2 separate regions of the Mus musculus genome follow, and region 1 is linked to region 2. A link is a contact called in ENCODE Hi-C data. All regions are on one chromosome and are shown on one strand. Each heading gives the region's core, a stretch centred on a gene start or an enhancer-like site at or near the end of the contact. The rest is flanking DNA. Distances are from core to core; before and after follow the strand shown. Region 1 has its middle 48 kb from the start of Gm30609. Region 2 holds the start of G930009F23Rik (a long non-coding RNA gene).

Evidence for each region. Hi-C counts contacts between places; a loop is a spot of excess contacts on that map.
Region 1: a loop to region 2 is called in a map of T-helper 1 cell, with 163 times the contacts of the local background. The contact joins the enhancer-like site here to the promoter of G930009F23Rik in region 2. A Hi-C loop is called at or near these places in 3 of 37 maps with a recorded cell type or tissue (T-helper 1 cell, T-helper 17 cell and regulatory T cell).

What each region holds. Positions count from the first base shown.
Region 1 is chr15:94,008,422-94,014,306 of GRCm38, forward strand. No RefSeq gene overlaps it. Among named protein-coding and RNA genes, the nearest start is that of Gm30609, 48 kb to the left of the region's middle. Within about 2 kb of position 3,244, at least 1 of the 3 ENCODE cell types and tissues checked has a DNase peak (open chromatin) inside an H3K27ac peak, as active enhancers do.
Region 2 is chr15:38,450,794-38,456,935 of GRCm38, forward strand. It overlaps G930009F23Rik (a long non-coding RNA gene), which reads right to left and starts at 4,715. Exons shown (of 6, transcript XR_875184.1): 1 at 4,310-4,715; 2 at 3,978-4,022; 3 at 2,366-2,610; 4 at 164-289.

The sequences.
Region 1 (5,885 bases), core at 1,994-4,493, about 56 Mb after region 2:
CATTTTACTAGGCTTTTCTCTTAAAATTTAATCTCTTCTTAGAAAATGATGTCTGATAGGTTAAATGATTGTTTTATAAAGAAAAATATGTGAAATTAAAATTGCACTAAACTGCAGCAACACATACAGCTTTAGAAATCAGGAATATATATATATATGTATATATATACATATATATGAATATATACATATATATATGTATATATACACATATACATATATATATATATACATGCACACATACAAATATCTATATATGTATGTGTGTGTTATGTGTATGTATACCTGTGTATATGCATGCATATTTATATGTAAGTGTATAGTTATATAGTTATATATATGGTAATATATAGATATATAGACATATAGTTATATAGTTATAGTTATATATACATGACATCAGAATGTCTGGGACAGAACAGAGATGTGATAAATACTAATATGGATTAATTGGTGAAGGAATAACACAGGTCTGAGAATAATCTAACATTTTTGGTTTAGTGATTAAAACAGCAGAGAGGTCAGGAAGGGCTTTTTTTGTAAAATGTTTTTAATCTGAGGCATGTAAAGAATTTCAGTTATTGTGTGGGGTCTTGGAGAGACACTCACTGACTTATATATCCATAATCATTTTACCCCTGTGAGAACTTTACATGGCTGATTTAAGTTAGTGAGAACAAAGGAAAGGGTTAATTGAAACAAGAGCATTTCCTGTCAGCCAGTGTTGATTAGGGCAGGGTTGGCATGGAAAGACAAGAAACACTCATTTTCTCCCCTTTCTGAACATCCTGACATCAATAGGAACTGACTGGCAGGATTATATTCTCTGAGAGAAGGTACAAACTGAGTTATATAGACACATACTCTTATATTCCCTGGATCTACACTTGGTTTCTCTTGGTTGGGCTGCAATTTTTACATTCTTCTTGTCTGGAAGGCAGCCTCTTCTACTTTTTGTTGTCTCATTTCAGACCCAGTGACAGCACTCCCCGTGCCCCCCCCGCCCCCAAGTCATGCAGCAGGATGATGTCACTTTTATTTGTGATCATCTATAAAATGAATAATGTATATTAAACTTGGAGCAGTCAGTCCTAAATGACATGTCTTCATAAGTCCTTTCCTCCTTGGGTGCAGGAAGATGTGCAGAAGAGGAGGCAGAGGCTAAGAGCCAGAGAAGATGGATGATACCAAGGAAACAGTGTCTTCCAGGCACAGCAAGACTGGACACATGTGCACTTACAGAGACCATGAGAGCGTGAACAGGGCTGCACAAGTCCAAGCCAGATAGTATCCCAAAGCTGAGCGTGGGAAAGAGACACAGGCGTCCACCATAACCAAGGAGTTATCTGGAAGCGATACATGCTGGCAAAGGGAAATTTAGTTTTTTCCAATAAGGTCTCACTGGGTAATATTAACCACACATAAGGGTAAACCACATGCCCAACATTAGATGGACAACAGAAGACAAATTCAATGCTATTTTTGTAGACTTTTTGCCTCATATTGCTTTGTTTGGGCATTTTTGTTTGTCTTACTAGTCTTTTGCTTTTATGCATTTTGGTTTCTGTCTTTGTGTCATGTGTGTGTTTCTTGATTTTTTGCTATTTGTTATTGGTTTTGTTTGTTTTTTTAAGAGTGTGGGTGGAGGACATGGTGTTGGGTGGATAAGGAGGTTGGGGGGGATTTGGAAGAAGTTGGGGGAGGGGAAAGCATGATGAGAATATACGGAATGAAAAAAGTTTTGTTTGTTTGTTTGTTTCTGTACTGAAGTCTGAACTCATTGCATGAGTTCAGCAATGACTGAGGTCAAGCCTGACTGATGTGAACTCTTCCACCAGTCTGGCTGATGTACAGGGGGAATGGGGAGCTGGACTCCCCTGAACTCTCTTGGCCTCTGCTGTCAAATACTGCTATGGACCGAGGGTTGGCTCTGTGATAGAGTGCTTGCCTAGCAAGTCTATGGCTCTAGGTTCAATTCCTACCACCCTTAAGTAAATAAGCAAAAGGTTCTCTAAGAATCATATATATTGCTGCCTACTTAGTATAACATGTGTGTGATTAAATGAGATGAATGATAACTCAATCTTTACAAGTCTTTACAAAAGAGAAAGGTCTGTTAAGAATATTCTTGTGATGCAAATTTACACTGAAGATAAAATAAACAGGCCAGGTATTTGAGAAATACAAGAAAGCAGTTGATCTGCAAGTTTGTCTCCAAGTGAGAGTTGTTCTCCGAGTTGGTAAAAAGAATGACAACTTACAACCATCTACAAAACTAGTGAAAACATCAGAAAACCTATTTGAAATAACAGATTGATCCTTACTTTAGTTAACAATGATTCTTGTCCTAATATAATTTCCTTGATATATAGGTCTATTAATATATAAAGCCTATATGATTAGTAAAACTTTAAAGATGTTCGTTTCATTTTATCCTATTTATTTAAATATCCTGGGCTCTGTTTATTATTATATGTATGTATATACATATATATACACATATATATATACATATAATAATATATGCATGTATACATATATGTATATACATATATTATATATGCATATATATTATACACATATAATAATATATATTATTATATAGTATATTGTGTTTATAATATACACATTTATATAATATACACATTGTATATTATATATACATATATGTGCATATATCATTTACAAATAAACCCATGTACATCTATTGATATCATAAAAGAAAAAAAGTGGAGCCAAAGCTACGTACGGTGAAGTGCAAGCATGACTGAGCAAACCATCTTGCAGCTTTTGAAGTAGAAATTTACAAGGCACATTGGCTTCCTAGTTTGGACAAGCTACTGAAATACCTGATGGGATCTTATGGTGCATACCTGGCAGAGAGTGCCTGCATCAGAATTCTCAGAGATCTGAGGACAGACTTGGTTGCTCTGAGTCCCCATTGTTCAGTCAAAGCTGCCTAGAATCTCCTGCTGTTCTTGGGGTAGGCTGGGACAGTCTGGTCTGAGCCACAGCACATGGTTGTCTCTGGCCATATGCTTGGTAGACCATTATCTTCTAGCTGAGCCCCACATTACTTTGGTGGGAGTTCCCCACCCCCATCCTCAGACCAAGTCACAGACAGTCAGGAAGAAAACGTCACACAAATAGGAAGCATTATTTTAGGAAGCAAATCTCTGCTACTCTGAAGCTTTTGCAAAGCTCCGTCTATAGGTGACACGCCCGACACATCTGCTTTTGTGTGTGGGAGACAGTCTATATTTATCATTCAGGATGAGTCACCTTGCAGCAGAGCAGGGTCTACTTCAGTCTTTGTGTTTAGATGGCTCTTGGGTAGAATGTGCTGTAGTGGTTAAGCTTTAAGTTGTACATATCTGGCTTCCTGATAGTCTGCTACAGAGAGCAACTATAGCTATGGAGGTAAAAAAAAATCTCCCTCCTGCTTTCCCCTTTCTCTCAGGCTGACTTTAAAGATGTAACTGGAGAGGAGGTGCTTCAACGGATGCTGGGGAAACCAGGTGGCCTTTGAATGTGGCCAAGGAAGAAGAGAATAAACATAAATGTAAGAGAGGCCACAGAAATGTTCTGAACTGGCAGAGGAGCAGCTCTTGCCCGTCACTAAGCATCCAGTGTAGCTGAAAGCAGATTCTTAGTGCTGCTCTCAGACAGGACCCCAGGATGTCAGCTGTGGTGTGAGGCAGCGAGCAAAATGGTGGGAAGCAGAGGAAGGCACGAGTGCAGAGTCCTCGTGAACGTGAGGAGGTGACATGAGCCCACTAAGGCAAGGACCATACCCTCAAACCCATGGCAGAATGACAAAGTCCCCTCCCACATCAGGGGACTGAAGCTCGGAGGGTGACAAAGTCTTCTGTGTGCAAGTGTTGACAGTGTGTGCATACACTGCCCACCTTAGCTCTCTCCTTTGAATAGTTACAGTCTTAAGACTGCTCCCCTACAGCGACTGAGCATACTGAAAATAGTTGAACCTGTCCTTGATGCAGCTATATGCATAAATCCTGCCTCCTAGTATCTGTCTTAATATCCCCACCCCCTGTTCAACTTATATAATAAACCTGCAGAGCTACTGTGGTCCTGTGCCTTTTCCATCTGAGAGACTTGTGTACCAGATCCTTGATTGTCTGTGTGTCTGTGTGCCTATGTGTCTGTGTCTCTGTGTCTTTGTGTCTGTATGTCTATGTGTCTGTGTGTCTGTATGTCTGTGTGTCTGTGTGTCTGTGTGTCTGTATGTCTATGTGTCTGTGTGCCTGTATGTCTATGTGTCTGTGTGCCTATGTCTGTGTGACTGTGTGCCTGTATGTCTGTGTGTCTGTATGTCTGTGTGTCTGTATGTCTATGTGTCTGTATGTCTGTGTGTCTGTGTGTCTGTGTGTCTGTGTGACTGTGTGCCTGTATGTCTGTGTGTCTGTATGTCTGTGTGTCTGTATGTCTGTGTGTCTGTGTGTCTGTATGTCTATGTGTCTGTATGTCTGTATGTCTGTATGTCTGTATGTCTGTATGTCTGTATGTCTGTATGTCTGTATGTCTGTATGTCTGTGTGTCTGTGTGTCTGTGTGTCTGTGTGACTGTGTGCCTGTATGTCTGTGTGTCTGTATGTCTGTGTGTCTGTATCTATGTGTCTGTATGTCTGTGTGTCTGTGTGCCTGTGTGTCTGTGTGTCTGTGTGACTGTGTGACTGTGTGCCTGTATGTCTATGTGTCTGTGTGTCTGTATGTCTATGTGTCTGTATGTCTGTATGTCTGTGTGTCTGTGTGCCTGTATGTCTGTGTGTCTGTATGTCTATGTGTCTGTGTGTCTATGTGTCTGTGTGTCTATGTGTCTGTGTGCCTTTCTTTCTTTAGGCTTCTTCCTCTAAAGAGGGAACTGCTGGAAAATGTCCCCTCACCCTAACCACCACCCACAGTGAGCAGTCTATTGAGAGGCTGGAGCTGGCACCCAGTGGCACTTGGAAAAAGTCTGTCCCATACCCTGGAGCTGTCCCTCTGCAGCCAAGGACACAGTGTGATCCTTTCCTATTGTGGGTTGTCAAGCACAGACTGTTCCTGGCTCCCATTACATTTGAGTTTGTCCAATTTTTTTTTCAGGTCACTTGGGATGACATCTGGGACCCCCACCTCCTTCCTCTAATCAACATTGACAATTTTTCTTCTTTTCCCGGGCTTATCTTTTTTTCTCCCATTCTTGGCTAAGGATTCTCACTGAAGCTGAATCAGCTGGAAAAGGCACGGATGAAATTGTTCTAGGTTTGTGTGGGGAATGAGCCTTAGCAATACCTGTATTAGTCAGGGTTCTCTAGAGTCACAGAACTTATGGATAGTCTCTATATAGTAAGAGAATTTATTGATGACTTACGGTCGGCAGCCCAATTCCCAACAATGGTTCAGTCGCAGCTGTGAATGGAAGTCCAAGGATCTAGCAGTTACTCAGTCTCACGTAGCAAGCAGGCGAAGGAGCAAGAGCTAGACCCCCTTCTTTCAATGTCCTTATATTGTCTCCAGCAGAAGGTGTAGCCCAGATTAAAGGTGTGTTCCTTAAACTCAGAGATTTAATCTTCTGGAATCCATAGCCACTATGACTCAAGATCTCCATACCAAGATCCAGATCAGAAATTTCTATCTCCAAGCCTCCAGATTAGGGTCACTGGTGAGCCTTCCAATTCTGGATTGTAGTTCATTCCAAATATAGTCAAGTTGACAACCAGGAATAGCCACTACAATACCCTATGTTTTCAGCTCCCTGTTTTCACTCTAGCCTTCAGGAAGATCTGGGAGGTGAGTGTAAGGATGAGCTGACATCTTCCAGTACGGTGGCTTCTCTAGCCCCTTTCTCATTAAAAAGGAGGTCAGGGCCATTAGTCTCCATGATCA
Region 2 (6,142 bases), core at 3,465-5,964:
TTCCAAAATAAGGTCTCTACCACATGTTTGTAGGGTCAGAACAAGGGAGGCCCCATCAGAGACCTGAACCTTTGCCTCTGTCTTGTGTCTCCCAGAGGCCCTCCCTCCCTTCTCTCCTCTAGTCAGTGGCAACAGTGCTCCTCAGAATCGCATGGGAGGTCACCTGTGTTCTCTGGTTTGTTTTCATGGGAGCCTTCTGCTTCTCTCTGCCTTCTCACCACCACCTTGCTGGTTGGATGGTGCTGCTGAGGATTCCGTGCTGCTGAGGCTGTGGATGGCAGAGACTCAGCTGACAATGGGGGAGGAGAGGTAAAGAAAGACAGCTGTCACATCATCACATTAGGAACAGTGACAAACAGCCAGCTGTCATGACTTCGGCATAATCCCCACGCCAGCCAGACAGCTGGTGCTCAGAACCTCACTTTGGAGGTTTAGAAAGAATTAAGTGATGTTTCCAAGTCTGGCAAGCTTCAGAGCCGGGATTCGAACTCTGTATCTGGCTCTAAATCCACACTGTAAGAGAAGGCTCTGTGTGGGCAGGGTGTTTAGAGAGACAGGGAATTGTTGCTGATGGCAGAAGTGCTGCTTAGTAAACCCTCAGCCTGGGAGGTGCTGCAGCACTGGCCCTGACTTGGTGGCCCACACTCCTTTGACTAGACTCTAAGCAAACTGGGCTGGGAGGCCCTGGCTCCCATTGTCACCTCCTGCATCCATCTCCCCACGAGACTGGAACCCCTGAGCCTGCTCCCAACCCCCTCCTCTCTCTCTGAGTGAGCCTCCCCCCCCCCACCCGCCTGCTCCCTCCCTCCCCTCTCTCTGAGTGAGCCTCCCCCCCCAGCCTGCTCCATACCCCCTCTCTCCTCTCTGAGTGAGCCTCACCCACCCACAGCCTGCTCCCTACCCCCTCTCCTCTCTCTGAATGAGCCCCCCCCAAGACTGCTATCTCCTCCCTCCCCTATCTCTGCGTGAGCCTTCCCCAACCCTTTCTCTCAGTCTCTCTCCATCACACACAGAACTACCAGAAATTTCTTGCCATCAACTGTGAGGAATAATTTAGAGGAGGCATAGTCGTTAGAGGTGACAGGGGCATCAGAGACTGAGCAATCCCAGTGCAAGTAAGATGGGTGAAGCTTGATCCTTCTATGAAGGACTGAAGAGGACACAGGGCAGGCAGGTCAGCCCCTTGAGTCCCTTTTCGGGGAGATACCATGAAGGCAAATATCTCATCATGTTACCAAACCCAGCTGATCACATAAACAAGATTACGGGATTGGTCATCAGGCTGCCAAGATTTCTCAAATGAGACTCCCCAAGGGCGGAGAGGAGGGACGGTCATCAACACAGAACCCCCTGGAGCCTAGCCCGCAGAGTATACCACGCTCTGTGGGAGGATGGCTGAGGGACCAACAGAGTTGCTGGTGTGTGCACACAAGTATGGTTGGTTTCCTTTCAGCATTATTTTCTAGTGGAAATGTCACAGCTATAGACCAACTTGTGGAAGTGGGGTTGGGAGGACATAACTATATAGCCTGACAGAGCTGACAGGAGGTGTTTCCTTCTGAGGGAAACCAGAATTTTCCTGAGCAACAAAGAGGAATGGCACAGGCCGAGCTTCTAGTGTTGGGGCAACCTGAGCCAGACTATTTGGTAACTGCAGAAAGCCCCGACTCCTGTGTCTTGGTTTTGTCATCTTTTAGAATGGATCTAAAAGCATCGCTGCCAAACCATTCTTCCTTCTCTTCCTCCCAGGCAGGCCGGCACCCCGCCCCCCTCCTGTCTGTTGTTCACCAGAGAGGACCTGGAGCAGTCCCCCCCCCCCGCCCCCCCAGCGACGCATGAGCAGAAAGACCCAGAGGAACTGCCCTACAACGCTAGGGTAGAGGAGTCCTCAGAGAAGGCCTTGTCCTGTTTTGGAGAGACTGCTAGACTCTCTCCTTGGCTTCTAGGGAGCCTAGGTCTCTCTCTCTCTCTCTCTCTGTCTGCCTCTCTGTCTCTCTCTCTCTCTGAACCCACAACCCTCCACAGCTACACAAACCACCAGTCACCCAGCTAATCTCCCTACATTGGCACTTCAGCCTGGCAGCGCCCTCCCCTCGGGGGTGGGGGTGGGGTGGGGTTTCCATGACCTCAGCGCCAGAGAATGTGGGGGATGGGCGGAACAGCTGGGCCCGAAGGGAAGGTCAGAGCAAGGCTTTGGAATTACTGGGCCACTGGAGATGTGGCTTAGTGTCACTAACCTCGCAGGTGGCAAGGCTGGCCCACCATGTCCGAGGGAGCCAGGCACCTGTGATCAGGCCTGGTGTACTAGGACATGTAGCCGGGCCTCTCCTGTGATGATTGTCAACTGGGTCATTTCTTGGCTCACCTAGTCCTCTCTTCTGACTTGTTTGAAGGTGTTTTGCAGGCTCCCTGTTGCAGCTGCGGGGCCAGCCTGCTCTGTCCACGGAGATGCTGCTCTGAGAGGAAGTATGGGGTCTCCCGAGGCCCCAAGTGGCAGCTCTGGGGCCAGCTTCAGAGGCTTGCAGGCCCTAGGGTCTGCCCAACAGCTGCTTCATCTCACTCCTTTGCCTACCCCGTCTCAGATGGATTCAAGAACAGACCTAAGGTGACCTGTTGGAGCAAACAGAAATACAGTGTAGCTGACTAAATTTGAGCATCAGAGAAATAATTTTTTTTAGTATCAGTACACACCTCATGAAATATTTGAGACATATGTTTAAAAGGGGGTTGGTGCTTATCAAGAATTCAAATTTAATAGGATGGCTGGAAATTCAGGCAGGACCTCATTTTATTTTCAAATTCTATAAATGCCCCTCTTCTCTGCTTATTTGTGGGGAGACACTTAGGAATAAGCCTACAATACACATTAATATTCTTCTGTTATTATGAAATTAATCCAGTTTTAAAGCTCTGGAACATTATTGATTTTTGGAAACATTTCTGCAACTTTTTATTAACTTCATATTTCATAGTTTATAATAAAGACTTCCAGCGGATAATTTCTTTTTCCTTCTCTTTCTTATTTCTGTATGTTGTTGTGGACTGTACTGCTGGCGGATAGAAAGGCATTCTAGTCTTACCTGACTGTGAATCAGGCTGAAGGGAATGATGCTAGCTATGTTGCCAGGCAAGGTCTGAGCTTCTGGGCTCATGAAGCCCTCATGCCCTATAACCCAAACAGAACTGGGAATGCTTGCCACCACACCTGGCCCTTTATTGCTGTTTCCTGCCCTCCTCAGTAGGGGATACACACACAGGAGGAAGGAAAGACAGACATGTGCTACTACAAACCCCAACCTCAAGATGCTAACATGCACCCTGCTTCCTTTGGAAAGTCAAGCACTAGGGTGAGTCCAGCACTCCCTGGAATGACAGATGTCCCTGGTATAAACAGAGTCATGACAGCTTGCTCTGTTCTTTGCATAGTAAGGCTCGAAACTCAACTCTACAGACCAGGGTCCCAGGTCTCTGTCTCTGGACATGTCAAGAGCCTGAACCACATTCTCAATGCAGCTCAGCTAGAAAGCCTACTCTCTCAGCCACATGGCCTCTCCTAGGTCTTCAGGGAAGAGGCTTGGGGACAGCCTGGCCCTGTGTGTAGTGGCTCCCTGGCAAGGGACCATCGAGAGACCCTCCCTGCCCTTGCAGGGAGACATCTGTGAATACCCAGCAGGGTCAGAAGTTCAGGAGCCACCCCTTTGATGTAGCCTCTCCTCAGCCACCTACGCAGACAGAGACTCCAGACTGGACTCCCACCCCCACCCCTCTGGTGCCTTCTCTCCTCCTCCTTTCAGGGCTCTCAAGCACTTGGACAGAGTGCCTTGGTTTAGGGGTGCACAGTGGACATTCCAGTCAGGGGCAGCAGGGCAGCAGCTTACAGCTCTCACTCCTGTCAATGAATAGTGGCCAGGAGGGTTCTGGCTCCACCTCTCATTTCCTCTGTCCATGAACTGTTGATTCATATGTGTCTCTCCCACCTGTTAGGTTAAGTTCCTGGTCCTCCTGGTCCTCAGTCTTCTCATCTGTGGAAGGGGCAAGAGAAGGATTAAAAAAGGCAATACAGGAGATTAGAAACTGGGTCAGTGACATAGCTCAGAGAGTACAGGTGATTGCTGCCAAGACCAGCTGCCTGCGTTTGAGCCTTGAAATGGATGATGGAGGAAGAGAAGCAACCCCACACACGTACCACACAAGAATAGCCAATAAGTAATAAAGGCAGAACATTGTCTGGCTTATAGAACATGCTTATTGAATGTGAGGTGCTGCATGGACAGCACAAGGAAGAGACAAGACGAAGCTGCTGTCTCACCCCACTCCGGCTCAGGGACTCTTTGGGAAGAAACCTGCAAGTCCTTGTGCAGTGGATTTCTGATGCCTTGTTTGGATGAGTCGTTGGAATGCTCTTCCTGCTCTGGGGGAAAGCCCACAGTACTTTCCATGCCTCCTCAAGGTAGGAAGGAGTCAGACACAAAATTCCTAGCTAGTGAGACAGCGAGGAGCGGGCATGTGACCTGGTTTCACCAATCAGAGGTGTTCACAGAAGACCTTGTCAGAAACTGAAGTGTCCTGGGGGCGACACTCTGCTCCACACCAGCCTAAGCTTCCCTAGAGAAGGTACTATGTTCACCCCTAAAATGGCATACTGGGATCTAACCCTCAGCACCCCAGAAGGCACCCTTCAGGGAAACAGTCCTGTGAATGATCAGATTAGGATGAGGCCCTAGCAGGTGCTTTGATGCAATGGCCTCCTCCTCCTCCCCCCTCCTCCTTTTTGTGTTTTTGAGACAGGGTTTTTCTGTGTAGCCCTGGCTGTCCTGGAACTCACACTGTAGACCAGGCTGGTCTCAAACTCAGAAACCTGCTAGCCTCTGCCTTCGAAGTGCTGGGATTAGAGGCATGCACCACCACTGACCTTGTCCTTCTAAAAAAGAAAAATTCAGCAGGTACGGTGGTGCACACCTTTTATCCCAGCACTCAGTGGGCAGAGGTAGTCAGATCTCCAAGTTTGAGTCCAGTCTGGTCTACAGAGTGAGTGAGTTCCAGGAGAGCCAAGGCTACACAGAGAAACCTTATCTCATAAAACAAAACAAAAACATGAGGGAGAGAGAGAGAGAGAGAGAGAGAGAGAGAGAGAGAGAGAGAGAGAGAGAGTGGGAGAAAGGGAGAAAGGGAGAAAGAGACAAAGAAAGAGAGAGAAAGGGAAAAGAAAAGAAACATTGTGGCAATAGACACATTGTGAAGTAGAGCCAAGGTCAGGTGATGCTTCCACAAGCCCAGAAGCTCCAAACCCTAAAGCATCCAGAACTGAGAAAGGTACTGAACAGATCTTCCCAAACAGCCCTCAGCAGCAAACGACCCTGCAAGCTACTGCCCACAGGACTGCTGGCTGGCCCAGACTGAGGACTTGTGAGAGGCGCCATAGCTGACCCGTACAGGGAGAAACTTCATCCTGTCTACTGTAAGCCCCAGGGGTTGGCTGTTGAAGGTTTTGTCTATTGGCCCATAGCTGGTGCCCAAGAAAGCTTTATACTGGGGCTGGAGAGATGGCTCTGCAGTTAGAAACAATGGTTGCTCTTCCAGAGGCCTCAGGTTCAATTCCCAGCACCCACTCGGCAGTTTACAACCATCTGTAACTCCAGTTCCAGTGGATCTGACGCCTTCTTCTGACTTCTGCAGGCACCGGGCACACACATAATGTGGTCATATATGCAGACAAAACACCCATACACATAAAAATAAATAAGATTTTAAAAAGAAAGGTCTGTTCAATAACTAGATGTCTTTGCAGTTCATACAGCCAGATGTGCTGGAGAGACTGAGGCTCCATGCTCAAAGAACCTGTCTCAGTTGAGGTCCAGGGAGGGACTATGTTAGCTACTCCTGAGGTACATTATCAGGGCCTCAGAAACTGTGTAACAAGACTCAAGGATCAGAGCTGTGTGGCAGGTGGCTCTGGTGCTTGGCTGCCTGTTCTTGTGGCTTTGAGACCGAACTATGAACTGAGGAGTCACAAGATACCTTGTTCCAACTCTTTCTCCTGAAAGCACAAACCACACAAGGTCCACAGAAGGTTTTGTAACCTCCTGACTGGTCTGTTCCCTTGGTCACCAGAGGAGCATTACTGAGAGCGCAGACTCTTACT